Regions from separate parts of the Homo sapiens genome. Here region 2 is linked to region 1. Evidence: chromatin loops called from intact Hi-C (ENCODE). Cell type or tissue: heart right ventricle. All regions are shown on one strand.

Region 1 (8,000 bases):
CCTTGACCTGCCTGGCTTAAGCAATCCTCCTACCTCAGCCTCCTGAGTAGCTGGGAATACAGGTGTGGGCCACCATGCATGGCTAATTTTTGTATTTTTTTGTAGAGACATGGTTTCACAATGTTGCCCAGGCTGGTCTCGAACTCCCAGGCTCAAGTGATCTGCATGCCTTGGGCCTCCCAAAGTTTTGGGATTAAGGCATGAGCCAGCACGCCTGGCCAGAACATGTCTTAACTTTTTAAGATTCATGATCCTGTTGGGAGTCTTATGTTGTTGCTAATGTTGCTTATGTAATTTACTTTCATAATGTCCTGTTTCCACCTATTTTTCCCTCTTTGTGCTGAAGACTATTGAAGAGCATTGACTAGTGACATTCAGATAATAGTCTGGTGAGTTTGGGTTGAATGTTCTTTTTTGTGTGGCATGCTTGGATATGTGTAAATATGTAAGAATATAGGGAACTAAATCTTACTTTTCAAGATGCTATCGTGACACCTCTGCTTGTTAAAATGTTGGATAATTGTGAGAAAACACACAAAAAAATACAAGGACCCCGTCACACTTCTTTATTCTCTTTCAGATTTTATACACTTAAACAGATTTACAGCAAAAAATCCTCCAATGACTTTTTAAAAACACTGTTATGTTACTGATAAACTGATTTTTGTCTGTGTCCCTTCGTATATATTCACACAATTTTCATATTTCTGGGTTATTCATCCTTGCTTCACATGTGTTATCTCACGGTTAAAAAAATTTTTGTTGGATGATCAAAAGCAATTAAAACATTCTTATTCAGTGCTTACATACTTTTGTGTTCTTTTTCTGTGTCATTTTTTCATATACAGAATATGTTTTCCAATAGTTTACATTCTGAATTTTTTAATGACCAGTGTTAAACTGTTAGACTTACCATCATTTACTTAAGTCTCTCCTACATATTTGGTGATTTTGGTTATTTCTGTATCTTTGCACACGTTTTTTCATTTTTGTTTCTATTTTCTAATATGCAGTTTTTATAGCTTCTTGATAGAGTCTTTGAAATTTTGTTTCTGTGAAATTGTGTAGTTTCATAGAACTAAATTTGCTCTACTTAACTGTACCTGATGAATTCATATTAGCTATAAATATTTAAACATTTTATATAACAGACAGCAAATCATCATATTGCTGGGAATGTAAGGAAGATAAACTCCATGCATTCTAGAAGTCATTAGAGATTTTGCATATAAAGACCACAGCTAGTTTCAAGATCTAAATCTTGAAGCAGGCATTCAAGGTGTTTCAATAAGTACTTAACGGTAGGCCATTAATTCATGTAATCATTTAGGATAAATGATGGGCAGAAAAGTTACTGTGCAAAAAGTATTATTTGGAGAATAATGGATATATGAAAACTTACATAAATGATTATTTATTGTAATTTTTGTTACTTTCAATTTCTTGGTCATGGCAAAAATTGAAATGCAAGGTCAAACAGAAGAGAGATGGAGAAAGCTCTAACCAGCAAGGGCCTGGACTCTCACACTTCCCTGATTGGAGCTGCTGTGTGTGTCTGAGGAGTCACCATTGCTTTACTGCTTATACCTAAACAGAAGTATATGTAGCTTTGCTTGCACTGAGGATGTTTATAAATCCTCTGGGTTTTACATTTGATTTACTTTCTTCCTCAGCCTTCCCATCTCATTTGAAGACACCTTTAGTTTTTTCATTTCTCAGACTTAACCTCTAGGGAATTATTCATATCTCCATTTTCTCTTATATTGTACATTTAAAGTCTTCCTAAATGTTGTTAGCTTATATTTATTATCTATCGCTGCATAGCAAACATTCCCCAAACTTAGTGATTTAAAACAATAACCATTTTATTGGCACACAAATCTGTATGTAGTTTACCTGCTTGGACTGAGCTCAGCCAGTTGGTTCTCTTGTTGATGTCAATGGTGGTCACTCATGAGGATACAGTCTGATGGCGGGTGGACAGGAGGGCCTGGTTGGTTTAGGGAGCCATCAACTGAATTGGCTCACTTCTGTTCCATGTGGTTTAGGCCTCCAGAGGATAGCTCAGGGTTCTTCACATCATGGTAGAAAATCACCCAGCCGCACAAAAGAGCAAGATCAAATGAGTAAGCACTTTTTAAGTCTCTGCTTACATCATGCTTGCAGATACTCCATTGGTCAAAGCGTGTCATGTGGCATAGTCCAGTATCAGGGTGCTAAGAAACTCCACAAAATCATGGGTGAAGGATGGTGTTATTCATTAGGAGCTCTTATTATAACCGTTTCCCACAAGGTTCTGACTTTTAAGAATTCAACCACTTTTCCTAACCTCTGTTGCTAGGACTTTGTAGCACTCTGGTAATAGTCTGCTAACTGGACTGCCTGCTTTAGCCCTTGACCTTAGTCTGTTTTTTAATGGAGCAGTGATCTTTAAAACATAATTCAGATGTTATTCCTCCTCTTCTCAGAACACTTCATTGACCTTACACCTTATTTAGTTAAAGCCAAAGACCTTAAAATGGTATGTGGCTTCCCTGGTACCTCTGTGATATCATTTGCTTTCTCTCCCACTCTACACCAGCCACACTCTTTCTTAGTGTTCTGCAAATGCACCATGCAAGCTCCCACCTCAGGGTCTTCACATTTGTTATCCTTTCTGTTAGGAACACTTGACTCAGGTTCTCCATAGTTGGGTCCTTCATCTCTCTCTTCACTCAAATGTCATATCAGAAAGCCTTCCCTGACCACACTCTTGAAGATTACAGTCATTTCCTCTTCTAATGCTCACCATCGTGTTTCCTACTTAGTTTTTCTCCATCCAGGCCTCCGGATCACTCTCCATCCTGCTCTGTGTCTCAAGAGGCTAACCTTCTACAGTTGCATAATCAGACTGCCTTTCTCTCGTTCTCTCAGTCTTCTGGTTGGGTTCACCTAATGGGAAGCTGTAGCTTTCCCTTCATTTTGCTTATAAACCTTTAAAAAAAAACCCAAAAAACCAGACAGTATATTATTTTAGATTTAGATAAGACCAAACTAAGATTTAGTGAGCATTTTCCATGAACCAATTTCTGTGCTTTCAGATATGTCATAGAAAAAGTTAAGTGAACTGTCATCCCTGTTTAAGAGTCAGGGATACTGAGGTTGAGGTTAAATGACTTGTTCAAGGTAACAGTTAGAAAATAAACAAACAAGACTTCCAAACTCACGTCCAGTCATCTTTTCCATCTACAGCCCTGTCTCCGTAAGTCATCACTGAATGATCGCTGTTACACACACCTTTGGAATTTGTCTTTTATCACATACACACCACCACCACCATTTTCTGGAAACTTCTTTTAAACCCAATCTGACTTTTTAATCAAGTCTATATTTGCTAGTCTCAATAGCTGTTACCTTCATCCTCTTACATCTAAGGGCATGTTCACCAGGAGTCTTTCTCCGGAATCACCAACCTCCTCTTCTCTCCTGACTCTTCAGCATTTTAATATGCTCATTTCTCCTATCTTAAAATTAAAGATGGATTTTTAAATTTAAAGATGAATTTAAATACGCCCACCCCCCTCCAAATTTTGAGACTAACTTTTCTCTTCATTTTGTTCTGTCCTTTTCAAGCCAAGTTTTCTCACACGACATTCTGTATATAATGTGCCATGATCTGGCTTCTTTCCACAACACTCTCTGAAGATTCCACCTCAAAACGTCATCAGTAGCATGTGTGATTGGCTTTGACCTTTCTACTGCTTTACCTCTTTGAAGCGTTGGACTTTGGAACACAGCCTTCTTCTATACCTCCTACTCTCTTTCAAAACTCAGCTCATGTCTACCTCTTCATGGGAGTTTTTCTTAACACAGAAGACTGATCTGATTGTCCCTCCAGCTTGTCCTCTTGTATGCTGGGGCATATGCCAGCAATCACAGCTGCTGAGATGCTTAGTCTTCCTGACGGAACTGTAGTTTTTGGAGTGGTCAGGATCATGTCTTCAGAACTTGCACCCCAGCCATGTGTCTGCACGTAGTTCAGTGACCAGAACATAGTCAACACTCAGTACATGCCTGATGAATGAACAAATGAGTGTGACCATACTTAACTTGGTGAGGCCATTTTTTTCCGTGAGTTTTATACTCTGGGTTGTTTTCCTACCTTGGATTCTCTGACTTTTTTCTCTCTCATCTACTTGCCTGACTTTCTTAGGTCTTTTAACTTTGTTTCTCCATCTTTACATTAAGTGTTGGGATACAGGGCTGAACAAGAACAGGTAACTGTCTTATGGCTTTACGTTTATGTGTTTTCCTCTGAAATTAGGCAAATTTCCTAATCTTGCTGAAGTTATTTTCATCCTTAAGAAAGTAATATTATAGGTCTTTATAGAGTGGGGCAGGATCAAATGAGCATGTTTATTAATTGCTTAGCATTATGCCTGGCACAAATTCAATTACCATTATATGGTAATAATTTTAATAGTAATAAACCATATATTACACATGTATTATTCATAATCAGATGATGTATGCATTATATAAAAATTGTACTATTCTATAAATATTGTAAAAAAAGAGTAAATAATATACATCAATTGCTTTGTGCATCCATATATTTTTACGTGTGCTCCTTTTATTAAATCATATGTTTTTCCTCAGTTTATTGGTTGCTTTTTACTTACCAAAAGCTTCTGTCCAAAAAAAATCAAATGCTGCGGCTGCCCTGAGCAGAGTTCACCTTGGAAGAGGCTTTAATTGTGATGAACCTGTAAGAACAAAGTTTAAGAATTGAGATAATCAGCAGCTGTGTATTTCTTTAAATTTTTATATTTAATGATTTATTTGAATTAACTGTTACCACGTTTACATCTTCTAGATTAGTTTTTAGGCCTTTACTTTTCCTTGGCTGTGGGTACTGACCAGCATGGTGGTAGGTATGATTGGGGTGTGTGTGTGTGTGTGTGTGTGTGTGTGTGTGTGTGTGTGCATGGATAGATGTGTGTGTATGCTCATGGATGTGCATGTGCATGCATGAATGCATAATATTTCAAACACATGCTCAGTGATTGAGTCACTGTCAGGAAGTAAACTTGGAGACCATGTTGCTCGATGCCACAATAGTCCTGTTATTGCATTGTCACCACAGGATGCCATTAAAATAGGTATGAAGAATGTCAGTGTTCATTAATTTGGTTCTCTTCAGAGAACATTAGCCATGGGGAAAAGATACAGTAGAAATCTGAGAAGAGATGGAAGATAGGAGAGAAACCTGGCTTTTGAAGAATGATCTTTGATCTTTCAGAAGAGGAATACATGTCAAGAGCTTATCTATGTGAAAGAATTTACATGCAAAGCAAATCAAGAACATAGATTTTGCTTATCTTTATAGATTATAGTTTCATCTTAGATGGCAAAGAAAAGCCAGGCTTCTCTATACAAAGGGATTTGCATGTTTATGATAACTCAATTAGCCTTAACAGAGACTACCAGTATATGCTGGCTGTCTGGCCTCAAACTTTAATGCATATGTATTTTCAAAGAGAACTAAAAGATTTTGGGATTGTAACACAGAGAAAGAAGAGATAGAGAATTATCAAACATTGGGGATCAGCTTTAAAATTATAAAACAAATTATATATGTTCTGAAAAATTACTTCAGGAATAAGCAGCTTTTTTTTAAATATGAGAAAGCAAAATCATATCCTGTATGCCATTAAAGGTTATTGCGTTTTCCAAATTTATAGTTGCAAGTGATGGAAATTTTCTTTAACAAACTGAAGGATGCATTTGTAGTCTAAATGGTAGCTTTGAGAGTAGTTAGATATTTATGGAAAAATTATAAGAAGCAATGTGCTTTTAAAATTTTTTTTTCAAAAATAGATATTGGTTAGGAAAACTACACTCTTTCACTATTTGGTAATGCATATTCTGACTCATTCACACAGTCATTGTGGCACCTAAAGTGTTGCAAAATTAGACATTTATATGGAGATGGGCTATTGATGTAAAAAAAAAAAAAAAAGCTGAGGGCTAGGAATGATAAGACATGAGTAGAGGGTTTTAAAAATGAGCTCTTTGTTTTCCACTCTTCATCATGCCTAGATCTCAGAGAGGTTTTGTCCAGTGAGAATAAAGAACCCATGGGAATTATGCAGAAATCACTGTCCAGTAAAAGGAATAGTTTTCCTTCAGTGACCAAGGGTGGGACCTGAAGTCAGCACTAGTCAGTGACGCTGTTTTATCGTCTTCATGCCAGGTGAAGATTTGCATAGGTGAAATGCCCACTTATTAGGAGAATTACACCCTGACAGAAATCCAAAAGATGGTGCCCCTTTATCTTCTATCAGGGGATTTCATCTAATACTAGAAGGAGCAGTAAGATACCATGAGTTTGTTACCAGTTATTCACTGGCCTGATCCTGAAGGTCATTGCCTTTCTTCAGTGTTATTTGCTCAGTATCCTGCCTGCTACCCTTAAGCACTTACTTTGCCTATTGAAATCTTACTAGCTATTCATTCAGAAGTACCAGTATTTCTTTCAAGGTTGATCTTATGATGCTACTGTATTTTTTCTTGCCTTTTAATTATTTTTTTAACTTTTTATTTTGAAAAATTTTTAAACACATGCAATGTATACACAGTAGTAGAATAATCTTCTGTGTCACCATCATACAGTTTCAATATTTACCAGCATTCTGCCTTCTTGGCTCATCTATATATACCACTCCCACTCGATTTTGATAAATTCTTAATAATAGACTATGAGATCCTTGAAATTTGAAACTATAATTAAATATCTGTCTATAGACACCATACACATATATATACAGCTATATATGCACATACACACATATATGCATAGACACACACACCTACCCCTTTATTTTATTTTTTATTAAAATGTAACGTATCCTCATTGTGGAGATAGCCAATGTTAATATTTTGATTACTGTGTAGATTCTATCTTCCATTGGTTTTTAAAAACATAACATGAAATTTGTTTATTGCTTTTAAACTTCATATTTTACCATGAATATTTTCCAATGTCCTTGAATGTTTTGAAAGTGTGATTTTTAAAGGCAGCGTAATATTCCATCACATGGATCTTCCATAATTTATTTTAAGAGTTTGCAACTGTTGACCACATCTTAAACTCCTTGCACATAAACACTTGTCTGCATTTGCAAGGATGTTATTAGGATAGTTTCCTAGGGAATTATTAGGTGAAAGGCTCTTTATGTATCTTGCCAAGTTGCTATCTAGGAAGGCTGTGCCAATTTGTATTATTTTTATCTTATTAACGTGGTAGTCGACATAGTATCTGGTTGTGTTCTTTTAGAAATTGGCATTTTCTGGATTAATGACACTGAACGTTTTTCATGTTCATGATTCTTATTACATGTGTAAAATAAGGTGTTATCTGGAATTGTAGTGAATGGTACATGCCATTTAGTTTAGCTCCAAATCTAGTGCTTTGCAGCAATGATTAATTATTTTTAGTATTTCACAAATCAGTTTTTGCTGTCTTTGGACCAGAATGTCTGCCTAAGTGCAAGTTACATTAGTTGAGAGTTGGTCTTATTTTACTTTTTGAGTATTATTTTAAAAAATTGTCACTGTGTATAATTTTCTCCCTTTATGTCATGTAACTTTATTGAGAAATGCAATTCAATCAGGAATAATTTAGTTTAGGTAAAACTTCTTTGTCCAAGAAATATACTGTCAGGTCCAAATACATTTTAAGTTTTGAAAAAAATATTTATTTAGATAAAAATTTGTAATCACTCAGGGTATTTGACTGGATTTGAAGCATAATTTACTTCCAGAATGAATTTAGAACTCTGTTGTTAAAGTACTTGGTACAATTTGTATATCCAGTAAAATAAAAGTTGCCATTTTTGCAAGTCAGTGTTTTAATGCTGATTTGGTACTTTTGCTATGTGAAATTCCCCATACTCCAGTATAGGAACTGAATGAAAACATATACCTTATTAAAATAGTAGAGGTAAGTATTTTCAGCT
Region 2 (8,000 bases), 190 kb after region 1:
ACTCATCAAGATGTGTCTGACCCTCAAGTTTAAGTGCTCTGATTTAATAACTTTGCTCACACCCTGATTCCAGTGTCTTAGTAGCTTTTGATCTATAAAATGTCATCTAAGGATCTTTGAGCCTTAATTCTTTGTCTTTAAAGTGGGAATGATAATACCTGCCACAGAGTACTAGTTATGGAGATTAAATAAGTGAAGGCAATTATTATATGTTCTTTAAATTGTGTGTCACTGTACTGTGCATGTATTAAGTGTCGTTTTATTAGCAAATATCTTTTTGATGGGTAGATGTTTACCTGAGGTGGTTATTTAATTTATAGGCTGGCTTGTTCACACTATGTTATGTAATCATTGTATATTAATGAATATCACTATTTTCCTTAGGATATGATGTTTAGCTAATTCAGCCATGCTAGGCAAAAGAGGTCAGCATTGTAGAAATAAGCAATGTCTTATACTGAAAAAAAGAAAGACAACAACAACAAAACAACAACAACAAAAAACAACTTTCCGTGTTCAGTGACTTAAACAGAAACATGGAGTTGTTCAAATTCTACCAAGTTATATTCGGGAGGAGAAAAATGGGAATTCCTTCCATATGACCATTCTTCATTCATTCATTTATTCAGCTTCTATTTGTTGAGTTGCCTGCCTTACACTGCAATATGCAGGGCAGTTTGTGTGTGTGTAGATGTTCATTAGGTTTATTTGCACTTTGCAGTAACCATGTAATATTATCATTATTCAGAAATAAAGGTAGAATCTACTCTAATGAGCTCTGTGGTCGAGTGGATAGTTCAGCTCTTTACCCTGTAATAGTTTGTTATCTAATTGTTTAATGTATGTGCGATTGCCTTCACAATTAAAGCATTATTCTTTAGTCATATTTTCTCTCTTTTCTCAATTTTCTCAGGAAGAAAATTGACATGTCTGTGAACCCTGTGCATGTCCCCAAATGGAGCTTAACCCAAAGTTGGGAATCACTAAATAATTGTTCATGAAATGGTTGAATATAGCTCTTCATTCAAGTGATGTAGATTCTGAATATTTACTTATTCTTTAATGCAGTTATTCATTCATTCGGCAAGTTTTTATTGAACATCTACCTTGTAGGTAATACTATGCCAATGCATTGGGGGTTTTAGGTCAAATATTTCCCAGTTTCTTATAACAAATGTATGTGTGTGTTGTCAGTTCTGCTTCACCTCAAATATATCTGTCAAAGACTTTTTGGAAAATTACAAAAGAACTGTAAACTTTAGATTCTAGAAGAAAATAAGAATCGTGTGGGTTTCATTTAAGTGGTCAACACTTCTAGACAGTTTGCTGGTAAGAATTTTTTTCCCCAAAAGTGGCAGAAAAAGACAACTGGGTTCATTGCCTACCCCCAGTGTCCTCAATAGTGCTTTGTCTAAGCACCAGAGAGGGATGGTGGCTTTCTGTATAGTGTGGCTAACCATCATTCCCCATCATTTCAGCGATAACAAGGCTGGGCATGGGGGGTGGGGGTGGTACCAAGTAGGTAACCAAGTTACCTACTGCTGGCAAGGTAACTTGTCCAGTTATACACTACTGTGAAAACTGTGTCTGTGAAACAAGCAGTAGACTAGTTCAGGGTCCTGTAAAAATTGGCTGCTTAAGATTAAGACTTCTTTAAAATTATTCTGAAACACATGGATTTATGCATATAGCTTCAGTTGTTCTTATACTTCTGTTCTAACTCCCCACGCATCACACTAAAAATTTATCATGGATGATATTTCTGTCACAAAGAAAACTTCAAAGGCTGAGATCGCAGAAATGTCTCAGTTGACAAGCCACTGACTTGAGTTCTGTGATTGAAATGTACTCCAAGGTCAGCAAACCAAAACCAAACATCACTGGATGATAATACGTTCAGTGTCTCACTGGCTATAATTCGTAGATCACCTTTCAAAGCATTATATCTTTATTAATCATTGTAAATTTGTGCTTTTGAAATCTTAGACTCGTTTCCATTAGGCAATGAAGCCCAGAAGCTTAATGTTCTAGTCTCATTTTAATTTTTTCAGTCTTATGTGCTGAATTGTCAGGGTTTAAAAATCGATTTCACCTCATCAGATTAAAAATATTTATTTATGCACATGTTAACAATATATTAAAAGAAATGAGAGCTTCAATTTTAAAAATAGGAATTGTAGCTCATTAAGCCATGACAATTTGGTTTATATTTACATAATTAATAGGAAGGCATTTATATGTTTGCAAAATAGGTAAGAAAAGGTATTTAACGTAGATGAAGCAGAATGATTGTTTATCAAAAGAGTTTAGAGATCTTTCTAGCAGTCTACCCATGGAAAGTTAGGATCTAGAAAAGCCTTCTCAATAAGGGAAGAAACAACAAAGAAACAACAACCAGGAAACTCCCCAACTTATCTCTTTAAATTCCAGCCTCTTTTCTAAGTGGTGGTTTTTACATACTGTCCTCTGGTAGGTGGGTACCCTGGCCTTGTGTATTAAGCAGTGAGGGTGGTTTAAAGGTTACAAATGTGATCCTGTCAGATTGACAACTAACTGTTCTAATGAGGAAAAAATCCTCAAAGCATGAAATTTGAATGAAATGTGTGATTATAATTCAAGTACTGTTTACACAAACCTCTGGGGACCTTCCGAATAAATGCAGAGCAAGTGAGTTAGACAAACCTCTGGGCCTTCGATACGTGTGTGTGGATGTGCGGTGTGTGTGTGTTTATTTTAGAGAGTGGGGAAACTTTCCACCATTAGCCCGGGCTTTGCTCCTCGGAACCAACACCACTATTCCTCCTTGTTTATTAATACTGTATGTGTTTTGTTAGCATATTGAGTTGTAAGGAAATAGGTGCTTTGAATTATTAAAGTTGATTCTTGAGAATAGATGTATGCTCGGGTGGCATTTGCTTCGGCATATGCAAATGATTTAGTTTCATTTGGGATCAATTCCCAGAGGCCCTCCTTTCCTGTGATGCTCTGAATTTGGCAAGCTCAAGTCAGCCCATCTCCTCTCCCCACATCCCTCCCTTTCTTTCTTTCCTTTTTTTGTACCTCCCCCCGCCTTTTTGTTGATTGGTATAATATTTTTAAAAGACAATAAATAAATATATCAACTTGCTTGTGAGAAACCTTGCCATCTATAAGGATTCTATTGTTCAGTTGTGATCAATAAAGGTGAACAAAGGTTTTCACGTTCTTAAAGTTTAGCAAAATCGAAGTTTAGTAAAAATGTGCATGAGATGTTTGCTAAAATATTTATACAGATACTGGGCTGCGGGGATGCTGCAAAACTCTGAAAATGTGGTCTCAGGGGTGCCTTTGGGGAAACTGACAGCTGTAAGATATTCGTCGGTTCGAAGGTACCAATAAACTTGCTTTAGAGCCCAGCAAATAGCGTGAAGTTGCAGTAGATTGTCTAAAGCTACAGTGAAAGCACCCAACTCCAGAGTGGAGAACGTGCGCCCTTGGGGCGCCCAGCGCCAGCGAGGGGAGCAGCGCCCCAGCCCCTCCGTAGGCTCTGGGCCCATGCGGCTGTCTGCGGCGGGGCGAGGTGAAGTTCATGGGCGGCCGCGCTTCCCACCAGCTCCGGGGAGGCCGGGGCCCGCGGAGCCCGGGGCGGGCCGCACTGCTACTCTGTTTCATTCCGCAACCCCGTTTTGTAGGTTGTTGACCAAGCAGTCAGAAAACACTGCCCCCTCTCTCCTTTTGAGCGAGGTCAGAGACGTGGTGTTTTTTTTTTTTTTTTTTTTTTTTTCTTCCCTCCCCTTTCCCTCCCCTTTCTCCGAGTCGAGTTCTCAGGCAGCTGCGTACAATGCTGGGAGCTAGCCAGCAGCAGAGACAGATGGCAGAGTTATTAGATGTGCATCATACGATTCCCTTCCTGCCACTCGCTTTTTAATCAAATTAAAACAAAAAAGAAAGAGAGGGAGAGAGAGAGAGGGGGAGTCAATTAACTGCATTTGTATTCTGCTCAATAATGGACCCTGTTCCACTTTTACCCTAAGGCAGTTGAGTGGAAATTTTAGAGAAGAAAAGGGTGCCTAGAACAAAACAAAACAAAAAAAAAAAAAAAAAGGAAAAAAAAAAAGAAAAGAAAAAGAAAAAAGTGAAGACTGCAGAAATTTGTAAGAATCGGCATTATTCGAGGAACTAATAAAAACCCCTCGGAAAAGTTGAATCGATCTCGCGTATGCATTAGGATTTCGAGCTCCATCAGGGCCGGGCTGCCTTCCAGCTCCGCTGCGCAAAGTTGAGCGTCTGACAGCAGCGCCGCGGCCTCCCCCGCCCGCCAGGAATGGTCTCTTCCTGCTTTGCATATTCACCACGCTTGGCCCGGCCATATGGGAAAATGCAACTGAAGGAATTGTTGTGAAAAAAGGGACAGCGAGTTTGAAATAAAAGTTGTTAGAGTGGTACTGAGGAGAAAAAAGAATCCGAGACCATGTACTGCGCATACACAATCCCGGGCATGGGCGGCAACTCTTTGATGTACTACTATAATGGGAAAGCGGTAAGCGAATGCGGGCTGCGAGGGGGATTTTTGACAAGTTTTATTGTCGCAGGGATGAGCATCCTAGGTGGTGATCATTGTTTGCAAAGTTGTGCAGGACTGCCGCACCTTCCTGGGTGCCATGAAATATTTATCATTTGCCAATCCTAAGATCTTCTTCTTGCCTACTTCTTCTCCTTCGTCTTTTTTTCCCCCCACTCCTCCCCCAGAGTAGAAAAATAGATGCTTTCAGAGCTTTAGAGAGTGGATCCTAGAGCGAAAGTTTGCAGTCAGGTAAAGTTGAGAGGTGGTATGATTTTTTTTTTTTAAAGAGTTTTGGAAAATTCTTATTCCTTCCAAATGACTGTTAGAAAGGAAAAGCAGATATGAGAAGCAGAATTGAGAAAGCCCAAGTTAGGCTGAGAGGAAATTTGGGGTAAGTTTCTCCCTGGATTGAGGTTTTGTGATATCTAAAGTCTTACTAAGTTGGAAGCTTGAGTGCAGTGGATAGAGTGGAGAGAACCTGAAAGGTTAAAATAGAGCAAACACATAAAACTGAGAGATCAAATTAAGGAGTAGATTATATAAGCTTAGATATATATTTAAAGCCAAAATGGGGAAGGAAAAACAAACGGGTTCATTCATGCATATAACAGTATTGTCATAAGTTATTTGTGCTGTGTGGCTTCTTCCCTCAATTTCCCCCCCTTCCAACAGAAACGCTTTATTTAAGAAAAAAATGTGTCTGGTATTTTGTGCATAACCCCAGCAGAAGGTTTATACTTGCCATCTGGAGGTTTATTTTTTTTTTCCTTCGTCTGGGCCCACTGAAGGAAAAGGATTTCAATATTTTCAAATCGGTATGTGGGGCTCTCGGGAAGAGTTGTTGGGTGATAGAGGAGCAAAAATTTATTGTTTTAAAATAGAAAAGAAGAATGAGAGAAAAGTGAAAAGCAGCCATTTATAAACTGTTCTCTTTGTGTACTTTGAACTTCCATTTGGATTGATCTTAATCAGGGATAGTTGGGCCAAAGGGGACAGATCAGAGCTTTCAGGAAGGCCCAGTTCAGCTGTAGCAATTGGCGCAAACGAATTAAACATGTGTATGTGCTGCTATATGCCTGTGAGTGTATATACATACAGATGCATGCATAACGGTTATTTCTAGATGAGCATATTCTGTAATACATACATATACACAACTGTTTGAAGGTGCAGTTTCAGAAGATTAATAATTTCATTTAAGAAGCCAGTTTTATGAATGGGCAACTTGAAATAATATCGTTTACTTTTATTTTGAAAAGTACGAGTAAATCATCAAAAGTTCATAGCGCTATCCTATTTTTATCTTTTTTAAAAAAGAGCACGGTGTAATTAAAATAGTTAAGTGTGGTAAGGGAAATATAATTTTAAAACAAATGGTTTTCGTTGTGATTTGATCAAAGTGTTTAAATCTGTAAACATAAATATTGGGATTATGTAACATCTTTTTTTTTTTTTAACAAGTACATGATTTGCAATTGGTAGTTACTCATATATAGATAAGACTTTTGCCTATTATCTTTTAGATGTTCTCATACATAACTTATTCAGCACCTTTCATTTTAAAGCACTTTTAATGAAAATTTTGTGAATGATGCCATCGTAGTCAGTAAGCAAAAGTGTCTCTGAAGCAGATTCAGGGATTAGATAGCCCTTATCCGTAATGAAAGACTTACATTATAAAAGAATATAAGTTTCCATGGTTTTTATCTTTCAGGATTACCAATGATGTGACTTTTACATGTTAATTGTTAATTTTGCATCTTAAATATCTGAACTGACAAAATTTTAATTTAAGTTTTGTACCTTTTAACTCCCTTTTGGCCAAAAGGAATTTTCAAAAATATGTATTCCATTCCCACAGCTTGCCAGTTGCCTCCACCGTAAGAAAATGCTGAATATGACATCATATCACTAATATGCCCTCTCAGTTGCCAAATATTTTGGTTGTTAGATTTTTTTTTTTTTTGAGAGGATGGTACTCATAAAATCAAGATCGCTCTGTCACAGGAAATGTATTTATAGGAACTGTTTTAAGGCGTTTATTAAAAACAAATCTGGTGATGTGTATCTCTATTGATTCAAACACTAGAAAGAGGCAAATTGTACACACATTATAGTTAGAAAAAAAATAGCCATTTGGAACACCAGCAGAAAGCTTTTGAAACTGCGGATGGCTACCAGTTGTCCATCTTAGCTTTATGAAACAGACAGCAAAGTCCAGTTGTGTGTGTCCCAAGGAAGGGGCCAATTCTATACCATTTTTTAAAATGCCCTCATGCATACACTGAGGAAGCAGATTTTTGTTTATTCTACAGTGTGTATTCTGCTGGCTCTAATTCTGCATTGAGTGGCTTTTGATTTGGTGCCAGACATGTTGTGGAGATTGTATATACCATGCGTTAATTGTTCAAAATGCCTATCGAAGAGACTTTACATTTCTTGAGTTTTACTTATCGTTTGGAGGTTGAATATCTATGCTTTTTTGTGTGTATGTGCATGTCTAACCAATGTGTGTTTGAACCTGAATTGTTGAAGTTAAGTGTGGTCAGCTATTTGTTGCACAAGTTTTCCTCTGAAGAGAACACAGCACTGAATTCCTTCTTTTTTCCCAGTGACAAGTCAATTACTTGTTTAAATTCAGTTTGAACTCCCTGAACTGAGAGAGGCCAGAGGAAGCAGGTTTTCCCTGTGAATAAACAAAAGAAGAAAAATGGAAAATCATTCCAAAACACAGTGATTTTAGCTTGTGGGAAGAATATAATTAAGCATTACAAGAATTATGGTTTCTTCTTTTATGAACTGGCAACTATAGGGTTTGTAAAATCAGTTGTCCTCTAACTTTCTAGCAGAAATATAATCAATGATATTTTAGGACAAACGAAAAAAACGTGAATTTTTTTACTACCTTAAGTTATGAAGTGTTTCCATGTCCATATCCCACAAAAAAATTTTTCCTTGTTTCTGTGAACAACTGTACCTGTCCAGAAGTGTGGACTCTGAAAAAAATACTTAACAAAAAATCGTAACACAAGAGCTATCAAAGAATAAATTTTGGATATAAACCAGAATGTATTTTTAAAAATCAGTTTCTCCTCAGGTGAGAGTTTCATGAACTTGATAAAATAATTTTTGTGATTTTTTTTTCCTCTATGCATTAGAGGTTTAAATACTAACGGATCCAAATCTAAGCTTAAAAAAAATTAAAGCACCACTTCTGAACTACGAAACAGATTTTTTTTTGCAGAGAAAATCAGTAGCTTATTTTGTGTTGGAAATACAAGCTTGTATCAAAGTGTGCCAATGTGTCTGTCCTTATTAAGGCTATAAGAAGTATTAGGCATTACCTGCTCTCCAATAAGTGTAGTTCTAGCTCTAAATTTTGATCTTTATGGCTTCTTGCATGTTCATTGAAGAAGAATTTTAATAAGTGATTATTTGGTCAAATTTCACATATCTA

What was found. A loop is a pair of places that touch in the nucleus more often than their neighbours do. Peaks named below come from ENCODE experiments on the same cell type or tissue, not always from the same donor. Only the 100,000 strongest peaks of a DNase experiment are listed, where the experiment ranks them.
Region 2: a loop joins it to region 1, with 1.9 times the contacts of the local background. A loop is called at or near these places in 9 of 110 quality-filtered maps.

Annotation. Positions count from the first base shown.
Region 1 is chr18:55,511,371-55,519,370 of GRCh38, reverse strand. The region is part of intron 3 of TCF4 (transcription factor 4); the gene reads left to right. Among named protein-coding and RNA genes, the nearest start is that of MIR4529, 36 kb to the right of the region's middle. In heart right ventricle, no CTCF peak of the experiment used is centred here; a DNase peak (open chromatin) is centred at 3,940; H3K4me3 peaks cover 227 bases; H3K27ac peaks cover 5,775 bases.
Region 2 is chr18:55,318,189-55,326,188 of GRCh38, reverse strand. The region is part of intron 8 of TCF4 (transcription factor 4); the gene reads left to right. Among named protein-coding and RNA genes, the nearest start is that of TCF4-AS1, 130 kb to the left of the region's middle. RefSeq lists a silencer at 3,402-3,781. In heart right ventricle, a CTCF peak has its summit at 3,695; DNase peaks (open chromatin) are centred at 3,738 and 4,288; H3K4me3 peaks cover 6,039 bases; H3K27ac peaks cover 8,000 bases.